Regions from separate parts of the Homo sapiens genome. Here region 1 is linked to region 2. A link is a loop called in an ENCODE intact Hi-C map of the cell type or tissue named here. Cell type or tissue: A673. All regions are shown on one strand. Each heading gives the region's core, and the rest is flanking DNA. Links, peaks and the distances in the headings are about the cores only.

Region 1 (5,392 bases), core at 100-5,099, 230 kb before region 2:
ACTAGAAGAGGCATCAATTTCATTAAGAAAAAAAAAGGATGCTAGTGCAAGTAATCATGAATAGGCTTTTGTGAGTTCTTTTCCATTTTTTTTAAAGGACACAGATTTTGTCTTGTTAAAATCAATTTCCTGACCATAGAATTTGAGTTTCTTTAATTTCAAGGGCAAAATGATAGTCAAGTTCAAATAAAATAATGTTTTCTTTCAGGCTGTATCTAGACTAAGCCGGACATTTGGCTAGACCTTATCTGAACCACATCCAGCAATGGCAAATAACCCTGGTATATGTGGTGCTGTCTTGTTTTATTACAAATAACTTGCCTTTTATGGCTCATAATTGTGGGCTTCTCCAAAGAAGCAAAAGGGTATCTGAGGCTTTTCCTGATAGGGATAAACATAATTGAAAATAAATCAAGACCTTCCTTTTCCCCAGTGAAATGAGTCCAGTGTTGCAAGTCTGGGTCAGAAACTAGGTTTATGACAGGGTGTCCCAGATGTCTCTGCAGCTTCCTCCTTGCATCAGATGCCAGCATCCAGTGACTCGATCCAGATGGTTGCTGATCTGTGCAGCAGATCCTCCCACTGTGTCTCTTCCTGGGTAGCCATTGCTTGGGTTGTACTGTGGCTTTCTGAGCTCACGTGCCACATCCTCACAGACTAGGGAGGGAAAGAAAGGTCAGGTTGCTACCTTATAAAAGTGGGACTGCCACAACTTGAGATTAGATCCATGGAATAAATGTACTGGATTGTTGAGAGCATAAAATGACAAACTAGAGCAAATAAGCACTGATGAAGCACATTTCTCCTACTTTTTTGTTGGTTTGTTTGTTCTGTGCTTATTCCTCAAATGTCAGGTTCACTTTGTTCACTTTCACTTTGAAGGAGCTGGCCTCCTTTCTGGGTGATTTCAAGGCAATAGCTTTTAAGCTTTTTTATTTTTGTTTCTTTGTTTTGTTTTTTAAACTGCAGATGCGGTCAAAAAGGTTTTGCTTTATTACTTTGTTATTCTCTATTTGGAACAAGAAATATAAACTTTTCCAATACTTTTTATAAGTATTTATTTTAAACACGTAGACTCACTGTGAAGGTATCCCTTTCCCATAGCACACCACCACCACTGAGAGGAGCCTGCAGTAGAAAATGAGAATGGCAGAAGGCAGGCTATATCTTTCCCTAATTAGCTTAGAATGGTCCTAATTTAGAGGAACAAAGTCCACACCCTGAAACCTAATGAATTTAGCTTCACAGTGAGCTTCTCGTGGCTTTAGAGTCTTTAGTTCACTATATTGTTATGATAAGGCAAGCTATCATATGTGATGAGTGCTTATCTTGTACCATATTAAAGAACATTGTCTAAAGAAATCATGAACTTAATGCTTCTAGTGCCTGAGTTGCTTGCTCATCTTTTACATTTTCCTAGATATCCCCAAGAAAGTTTTTTCTTACATGCACTACTTCAAGTACCTTACTGGAGTAGTCTAAAAGAGGTACCCGAAGAGGAGTCCAAATTAGCCAGGCCTAATTATAGAGCTCTAAAAGGTATTGTAAATAAATAGGTCAATTTAGTGAATTTTCTATAAGAACTCTACTTGTCCTTTGATTCTCAGTGTTTGAACAAATTCATGTTTTCCTGCATAGAGACAAAAATCCATGCACAGATTGGTAAGTCCCAAGTTCTGATCAATTATTCAGGGTTCTGTCTGCATATCTCTTCGAAACGCTACCTTCTTAACTAGAATCCTAAAGGAGGATCATGAGGAACACACAAAAGAGATGTTGAACATTCTTTGAAAAAGCTTAACTTTTTATAATGATTTAAGTGAAAACAAATCAGAGACACATGGATTACATTTGCCTTGGAATACACATGGGTTTGAAGAACTAAGAGAAAAAAGGCTTGGCACGTTGTGGTTGGGTATTACTGATTGCAAAACATTTGGGGAAAATATTTAGGGTTTTTTTTTTTTTTTTTTTTTTGACAATCACCAAAAGTGACCAAGCTAACTCATTTGCTCCCACCTCCTTTGCCTGTAGGATTGGCCTAAAGTTGGGAGGCATTTGAGGTGAGAGAATACAGGAGACTCTGTATTTCTTTGTCAATAAATGAGCCTTGCCCTGTCTTTTTATTCCCCCATCTTTACCTCTCTTCCACCACATAAGGGAATGAATAATTACTTACTTTGAAAAGTGAAATAGTTCTGGGACAGTGTGTCTTAGAGTTAAGTAAATTCACATTGTATTGACCTCTATAGATCCCTGGGGGTGGAGGAGGGAGGGGCGATAAATCCTTATAGAGCCTGGTGGACTGAATAGCTTAATAGAATCAGTTGTCTTTTAGTTGTATTATGTGGTTGTTAGCTGCATTGTGCCTTGCTGCCAACTCTTCCTTCCTTCCTTCCTTCCTTCCTTCCTTCCTTCCTTCCTTCCATTTCTTCCTTCCTCCCTCCCTCCCTCCTTCCCTCCCTCCCTCTCCCGTCTTCCACAAATACCTATTGAGCACCTATTATGTACAAGGTACCATGCTGAGTACTGCCAGGAGCTGAAGATTTGATCTTTAGGTATTTCTCAGTGGTGACAAGCTTAGTATAAACATGTGTTAGGTAAGCACTAGGTTGGGTGTTTTGAGGTTTCATTTCTTTTAGTATTTGCATATGATAATGGATGATCTATTATTTGCTGTCTTGGTATTCATCAAATCTTCATTTATGTGGTGTTTCGGCCAGATAAACCTCTTTGATAGACATATTCTATAGTAGAAGAAACTAATTTATTCTTAAATAGGTGGTCTAATTCTATGTACTTCAATAGTGTTCTAAATGTGGATCTGAAGGCAGCAAGCCATCCCACGGTATTGTCACAAAGGATATTATGGCCTAACATCTTAAAGCTTAGCATTTTAAACTCTACTGCAGTAACCCCTCATCCTCCCATTCCTCATTACCAAGGTCATGGGAATTATAACTTTAAAAAAGTAAGAGCAAAAACAAGCTAAAGAAATAAGAGATGATACATAGCTTATAATAAGAAAGACAATTGTAAGCAGCCTATTATCCCAAATTAAGATCAGGTAGATTTGTCATTACAAAGCAGATAAGTCTACTTTTCTGCCCTCAAGTACTGCATACACAGAATTTAGAAACAAAGGCTCCTGGAAGTGTAGAGTCAATTTTTTAGGTATTTTGCAGGGGATCTTATGATTCTCTAAATTTATTAGGCCTGTAGAAATAGAATTCATACAGTTTTAAAGTCTGACCCACTGGGTTATGAGGGCTGGAAAATTGACCTTTATTTACTTAGTCTTAACAGTAAACATGATAGAATGAGCTGCTTACAGCTGGTTGGGGAGCAGGCAGGTAGTGAGGCTTTCCAGAACAAGAGAACATCAAGACCCTGTGAGAAAGTCAAAAAGAACTTCTCAAAGGACATGACTGTTCTACTATCTCTAGTGGTGTCTCTGTTCTTGCTTTTCTTTCTCCTCTTTCCAACAGATGGTCCCCATTGGACAAATATCTCTTTGCTTAATGGTCCAGTCAAATTTTGCAATAAGTGAAAGGTGCTGCCAAACATTTGAATGATGAGTTAGACACTTGAAAAATAATTTGCTTACCCTTTCCCTGTCTCAGAAGAACTTTGTTTTCATGACTTTGTAAGATGTTGGATGATGGCAAAGAAATTTTGTTTGCTTTTATGGTCTCTTCACATTTTAATTCATTAAAAGTCACCAACTAGATATAGAATCTATATTATGTGCTCCTCAAACTTTTAGTTAAGCCAAGATGAGTTGATTTTTAGTTCTATTTGAAAGTTTTTAAGGCTTTAAGGATTAAATTCAAATCTCAGTAGAAAATTCTATCTTGCACGTTTTTTGTAAAAAGCTGTGAGAAAACATAGCAACCATTCCTTGGCAGTATTTCATAGAATCAACTATATGTGACACTTTTCACTATTGCATCTTCTTCATCTACATACCATCCGTGGTCCAGTCTCTTTACAGCAAAAAAGAAAAGGAAAAGTAAAAGTTCATAAATAGTTATCTATTTATTGGCAAAATGTAAGACTTGTAAAAAAATGACTACAGAATTGATGAATTTTTCTAATGGTTCATCCAGAGTTTTAAGAAAACACAAAAATCACTGTTCGTTGTGATGTCCACTGAGGCTTATAACTATCACTTATTTGTAACAAACCATGCTTTTTTAAGGCCTATAATTTTCTCTCAGATAATGTTAGTAAAAACTCTTCAGAATATATACACGCTCTTTAAGTCTATTTCTGAGTTCTTATTCCAGTTAAACGGGTTTATCAGAAAACAGATGATGCATGCAAAACACCAAATATATGGGAAAAGCAATTAACATTCTTGAGGAAGATGATATGGACAATTTTAGGTAAAAAAATCTTGCTACAATCATTGAATACATAGGTGGTCAATAAATATTTGAGTTAATCCTAGATGTATGTGTCTGAATGTGTATTAGTTATCTATTGCTATATAGCAAATAACTCTGAAACCTAAGAGCTTAAAACAGCAAACACAGATTATCTCACTTTCTATGGGGCAGGAGTTGGGTGTGAAGGATCTGCGTGGATTTGGCTCAGTCTCTCGTCAGAGGAAGCTGTTAGCCTGAGCTACAGTCATGCTACCCTGAAGATTCAAATAGGGGAGGATCTGATTCCAAGCCCTGGCTGTTGGTCAGAAATGGTATTTTTTTTTAACCCTGTGGGTCTCTTCCTGGACTGCCTGAGTGTCCTTATGACATGGCAGTTGGCTCCCCTATGCAAATGAAATGAGAGAGAGTGAGAGAGAGAGCACAAGCACACACTTAAGATGAAAGCTGCAGTTTCTTATACCCTAATCTGAGAAGTGACAGGACCATCACTTTTGCTGTATGCTGTTGTTCATACAAAAAAACCCTGCTACGTGTGGGGAGAACTACACAAGGGTGTGAATCCCAGCAGGTGGGTCTGAGCTGGCATCCACAGTTTGTATGTGGGGTGAAAGTAGCAGGGTGTGCTTTTTCACTACAGACATGTGCTTGTCAATGTTTATTTTCTTTCCCAACTATCTATTTTCCAGGTCATTAATCCTTTACGAACATTATTTTTAAAACTCTTTTCTTCATTGGTGTTGGGAATAATGCTCAAAATCCTAAGGAGATTGAACACTCAAACAAAGGATTCTTAGCAAAGCAATTTTACTTCTGCACAGAGGGGTGCTTCTCCTTGCCCAGTCGCCATGAGAGCACACCTGAACAAAGAGGCACAAGAGCCTTTATTCCTGATGCAAGTCCTGCCCCTGTACCCTTTCCCCATTGGCTGTGGCCGGGTCACATAATCTGAACTAATCCCCGTTGGCTAGACATTTGAACTTTCTTTAGATAAGGTGGGCACG
Region 2 (5,392 bases), core at 154-5,153:
ATGACCTAATCAGAAATGAGCCTCCTGAAATTCTATTTCCTTTGTGAATGAGTAGCATCAGTAGACTCTAGCCTTAGGCTTCAGCACTGTTCATTTTAGTTTAAGGAACATTTCTAATCTATCTAGAAGTACTTTTATTTTCAACCAAAGGACAACATCACATGAGCAGCGATGGTGTGGTGTAGCCAGTGGAAGGAATTACACATGACATGCAGATGCTTTTATGTGCAGTGCAGGGATGCAGAGTTTTGAGCTTGCATAAATTATGAAATCCAAATCATTATAACTATCTCTTAGTTGTGCTTTTAGATTCCTAATAACAAATGTTTGTTTTATTGTATTAAACATTGTGTCTTTCAACTTCAAACAATGCATATTGGTTTTCTTTGTATAAAATACTCGACAATACAATTTGAAGTCGACTTGCTTTACCTAGCTACCTGATTATTGCAGTCATGTAATTTACATTTCTGTGTGGTTGAAGAATCATGCTAAGGCTTTATAACTATTACTGTATTAGCATATTAATGAAGCTAGCCAATAACCAAAAATGTATATGTCTAGCATCTAACTCGTGTACTAGGCTGTAAGAAAAATAGAGATATTGACCTACTTCTAATGAGATTGACAAGGGAATGGTGAGAAGGAGTAAGCATCAAAATCTCCATATCCCAACTATGAGAGCAGTACAGTATTCTGTTTCCAGTACTAGCTTTTCTGTGCTGATTCAGCAGGACAGAAAGGAGTAACAACAAACTTGACCTGTCTGGTTTCTAGAAATATGCAACACAAGTAACTGAGAAATCTATGAGCAAGGCTATTTTTTTCCTGATGCATAATATTATTGTAATTCTGAACTCTAAAAGAGATATTTTGCAAGAAAGACATTTGTTATTTTCTGAGACTCTCTTCTTTCATTATCCAAAGCAGAATATGAAAATTAATTAAGTTTTATGACTGTTTCTCCTTCCTTCCTTCCTTCCTTCCTTCCTTCCTTCCTTCCTTCCTTCCTTCCTTCCTCCTTCCTTCCTTCATTTTCTCTTCTTTTATTGGAGTACCTCCTTACTTTCTGGCACTATAAGATGCTGCAGCACTATCTTGTAGGTTTTCTTTTTTTAATAGTATGTATATTTTATTTATATATCATATATTTTTCATATGGAAAACCAAATATCTCAGTGCCATTACTTAGTATCAATAGTTTCCTCTAATTCATTTCCACTGCCAATATCAAGTGTCATGTATTAGGTTTCTTTATATATTTTCTCTTTTTTACTTTTTAAAAACTGATGTATAATAGTACATATTTTGGGGGTACATGTGATGTTTGCATACCTGTACATAATGTGTAATGATCAAATTAGAGTAATTGGGATATCCATCACCTCAAACATTGAAATTTGCAATAAATTATTGTTAACTATAATTTCCCCACTATACATAGGGAAATTATATATATATAGAATATATATATAGAAATTATATATATAGAATATATATATAGAAATTATATATATATAGAATATATATATAGAAATTATATATATAGAATATATATATAGAAATTATATATATATAGAAGAATAGTAAAACTTATTTCTTCTAACTGTATCTGTATACCCCTTAACAAACGTTTCTTTATCCCTTGCCCTCCTTCCTTCTCAGCCACTGGTAACTTCTATGCTCTACCTCTATGCTATCTGCATTTTTACTTCCCACATATGAGGGAGAATATGTGATATTTGTCTTTCTGTTCTTGGCTTATTTCATCTAACATAATGATCTCCTGTTCCATCCATGTTGCTACAAATGACAGATATCCTTCTTATTTTGGCTGAATAATTTTCCATTACTTATATACACCATATTGTCTTTATTCATTCATCTGTTGATGTACACTTAGGTTAATTCTGTGTCTTGGCTATTGTAAATAGTACTGCAAGACACACGGGAGTGCAGTTATAGTGATTTCCTTTCTTTTGGATACATACCCAGGAGTGGGATTGCCAGATCATATGGTAGTTCCATTTTTAGTTTTTTTTTTTCAGGAAACTCAAGCTGTTTTCCATAATGGCTGTACTACTTTACATGCCCACCAACTGTGTGTGTGAGCATTTTCCCTTTTCTACATCCTCACCAGTATTTTAATATTTTTAAAATAATAGCCATTCTAACTGGGAGGAAATGATGTCTTGTGGTTTTGGTTTGCATTTCCTGATAATTAGCGATGTTGAGCATTTTTTCATACACCTGTTGGCCATATTTGTATGTCTTCTTTAGAAAAATGTCTATTTGGGTCTTTTGGCCATTTTTAAAAATTGGATTTTTTTTTTTTGCTAATAAGTTTTTGAGTTCCCTATTATATTCTGATTATTAATTCCTTGTTGGATGGATAGTTTCCAGATATTTCACCCCATTCTGTAGATTGTCTCTTTGCTTTATTGTTTGTGTTGCTGTACAGAAGCTTTTTAGATTGATATCATTCATTCCATTTGTCCATTTTTGCTTTTGTTACCTATGTTTTTGAGGTCTTACTTAAAAAATCTTTGTCCAGAGCACTATCATGTAGCATTTCTCCATTGTTTTCTTTTGGTACTTTCATAGTTTCAGGTCTTACATTTAAGCCTTTAGTTCATTTTGGGTTGACTTTTGTATATGGTGAAAGATTGTGATCTAGTTTTATACTTCTGCATATAGATATCAAATTTCCCAGGACCTTTTATTAAACAGACTGTCCTTCCCCATCTATCTTTTTGGCACCTTTTTAAAAAATAAGTTGGCTATAAGTACATGAATTTATGTCTGGGTTCTTTATTATTTTCCATTGGTCTATACATCTGCTTTTATGCCAGCATCATGCTGTTTTGATTACTGTAGGTTTATAGTATAATTTGAAATCATATAGTATGATGCCTCCAGTGTTGTTCCTTTTGCTCAGAATTGCTTTAGCTATTTGGGGTCTTTTGCGGTTCCATACAAATTTTAGTATTGTTTTTTCTACTTCTGTGAAGAATGTCATTGATATCTGATAGGGATTCCATTGGATCTGTAGATAGCTTTGAGTAGTATAGATATTTTAACAATATTAATTCTTCTAATTCATGAACATGGAATATCTTTTCATTTTTTCATATCCACTTCAATTTCTTTCATTGGTAATTTATAGTGTTTCTTGTATAAATGTTTTACTTTTTTGGTTAAATATCTAGGCGTTTTATTATTTATTTACTTAGGTAACTATTGTAAATGCAATTGTCTTCTTGATTTCTTTTTCAGATTGATCACTGTTAGCATATAGAAATATTGATTTTTGTATGTTGATTTTGTATCCTGCAACTTTACTGAATTTGTTCATTAGTTCTATGAGTTCTTTTCATGGAGTCATTAGTTTTCTCTATATATAAGATTATGATTTTCTCTCCCCATCTTAGAATTACATATGTTTCCAAAGAAGCTCTAGTTTCTTTTACAGAAGAATTGTAATAAAAATCAAGGTGTTGGCACTAAGTGTGCCTGTTTCTACTGAGGTCTCATGACTTGGAAGCTTTCTCCACTGACAGAGAAAGTGCATGCAAATATACCTATCCATAAGTATTTTTTATGTAAGCATCTGCATCTGTGTTAAGCTAAATACGTATTCATTTTGATGTCTCCAATTCTAATCCAATGCCACATGGATCATTCTAGCCTCCTCTCCATGTTTATCTGTTATTTCCCACTCCCCCAGTGAGAAACCTGGCTCCCGATATCAACCATGCACCATCCAGTTACTTAATTGTTATACCCTCATATACATGCATAGGAATAATCAGAATTTTTAACCCATACCCCTGTGGGAAACAACCTTATCAATTAGAGTACAGTGCTTATATCCAGTTCTTCTTTACCTTTAGTCTTATATACTTGACTCATGTAAAGTTAGTTATGTTTGTACTTTCTCTCTTTCCACCCACTTCAGTGTAGTTGTTTTATAAATTTGTAATATGGCTAAATTATCTTGTCACACTATACATTTCTTAATGAGACCCCTTTACTTCCTAAATGGCTTCTTAAAAAAAATTGCATACATTGACTTACTCTTTGTACTGTGAAGCTGTATGGCTTTTGACTGAAATGTAATGTTGTGCATCTACCATTATGTAGCAGACAGTATAGTCTGACCACCATAAAATTCTCTTGTATGTCACCTACTTAACTCTCCTGTACTCCCCCAAACCCTTGAAAACCAGGGAGCTTTTCACTCTCTGTACGGTTTTGTCTTTTTCAGAATGTCATATAATTTGAATAATTCGAATAATATTTCCAGTTTTTTTCATTTTTCTTTTTTAACTTTTGGTCAATCCTTTTAGTTTTTCTGCATAGATCACTATTTTATCTGAGAACAAAGAATAACTTTATTTCTTAATTTTCAATACTCTCATGTTTTACTTCCTTTTCCTATTTTGTTACACTAGCTAGGGCTTCTAGTAGAGTAATGAATAGGAATTGAGAGAAGTGATATTTTGGCCTTGTTCCTGATCTTAGTGGGAAAGCATGCATTTTCTCACCTTTAAGTGTGATGTTAGTTTTTTTTCTAGATTTTTTTTAATCAATGAAGAAATTTCTCTTCTTCTAGTTTACTGAGAATTTCTATGTATATATGGCTCCTGGATTTCATTAAATATTTTGTCTGCATCAATTAATGCAATCATATGATTTTTCTTCTTTAGCATTTTGATGTGAGATTGAATTAATTAATTTATAAATGTTAAGCAAGGCTTGCACACCTAGAATAAATCCCACTTGATACCAGTGTATAATTATTTTTATATATATAAGATTTAATTTTCTAATATTTTGTTGAGAATTTTTGAACTATGTTCATAAGAGATATTAATCTTTAGATCTCTTTTCTTATAATGCATTTATCTGGATTTGGTATTAGAATAGTACTGGCTTCATAGAATTGGTTGTGAAGTGTTACCCTCTGCTTTTAATTCCTGAAAGAATCAGTAAAGATTTAGCATTATTTCTTCCTTAAATATTTGGTAGATTTCACCACTAAGGCATTTGAACTTAAGACTTTCTATTTGTGAAGATTTTTATTAATTCAATCTCATTAGTAATATAGGCTTCTTCAAATTACCTGTTTTTCCTTATGTGAGTTTTGGTAGTTTCTGTCCTTCAAAGATTGATCTATTTTATCCAAGTTATCAAATGTAGAAGCCTAGAGTTGCTCATAATTTTCTTTTATTATTCTTTTAATATTTATGAAATCAGTAGTGATGATTCTTTTTTCCATATCTGATCATAGTAATTCATGTTTTCTTTCTTTTTTAGCTAACCTAGCTAGATGTTTATAAATTTTATTGGTTTTTTAGAGAACCAGATTTTGATTTTGCTAATTTTCTCT

Evidence for each region. Peaks named below come from ENCODE experiments on the same cell type or tissue, not always from the same donor. Only the 100,000 strongest peaks of a DNase experiment are listed, where the experiment ranks them.
Region 1: a loop joins it to region 2, with 23 times the contacts of the local background. A loop is called at or near these places in 1 of 110 quality-filtered maps.

The regions. Positions count from the first base shown.
Region 1 is chr4:107,388,299-107,393,690 of GRCh38, reverse strand. No RefSeq gene overlaps it. Among named protein-coding and RNA genes, the nearest start is that of PAPSS1, 330 kb to the left of the region's middle. In A673, for the core only: no CTCF peak of the experiment used is centred there; DNase peaks (open chromatin) are centred at 520 and 2,270; H3K27ac peaks cover 4,863 bases.
Region 2 is chr4:107,161,870-107,167,261 of GRCh38, reverse strand. No RefSeq gene overlaps it. Among named protein-coding and RNA genes, the nearest start is that of DKK2, 130 kb to the right of the region's middle. In A673, for the core only: no CTCF peak of the experiment used is centred there; DNase peaks (open chromatin) are centred at 171, 891 and 2,081; H3K27ac peaks cover 4,035 bases.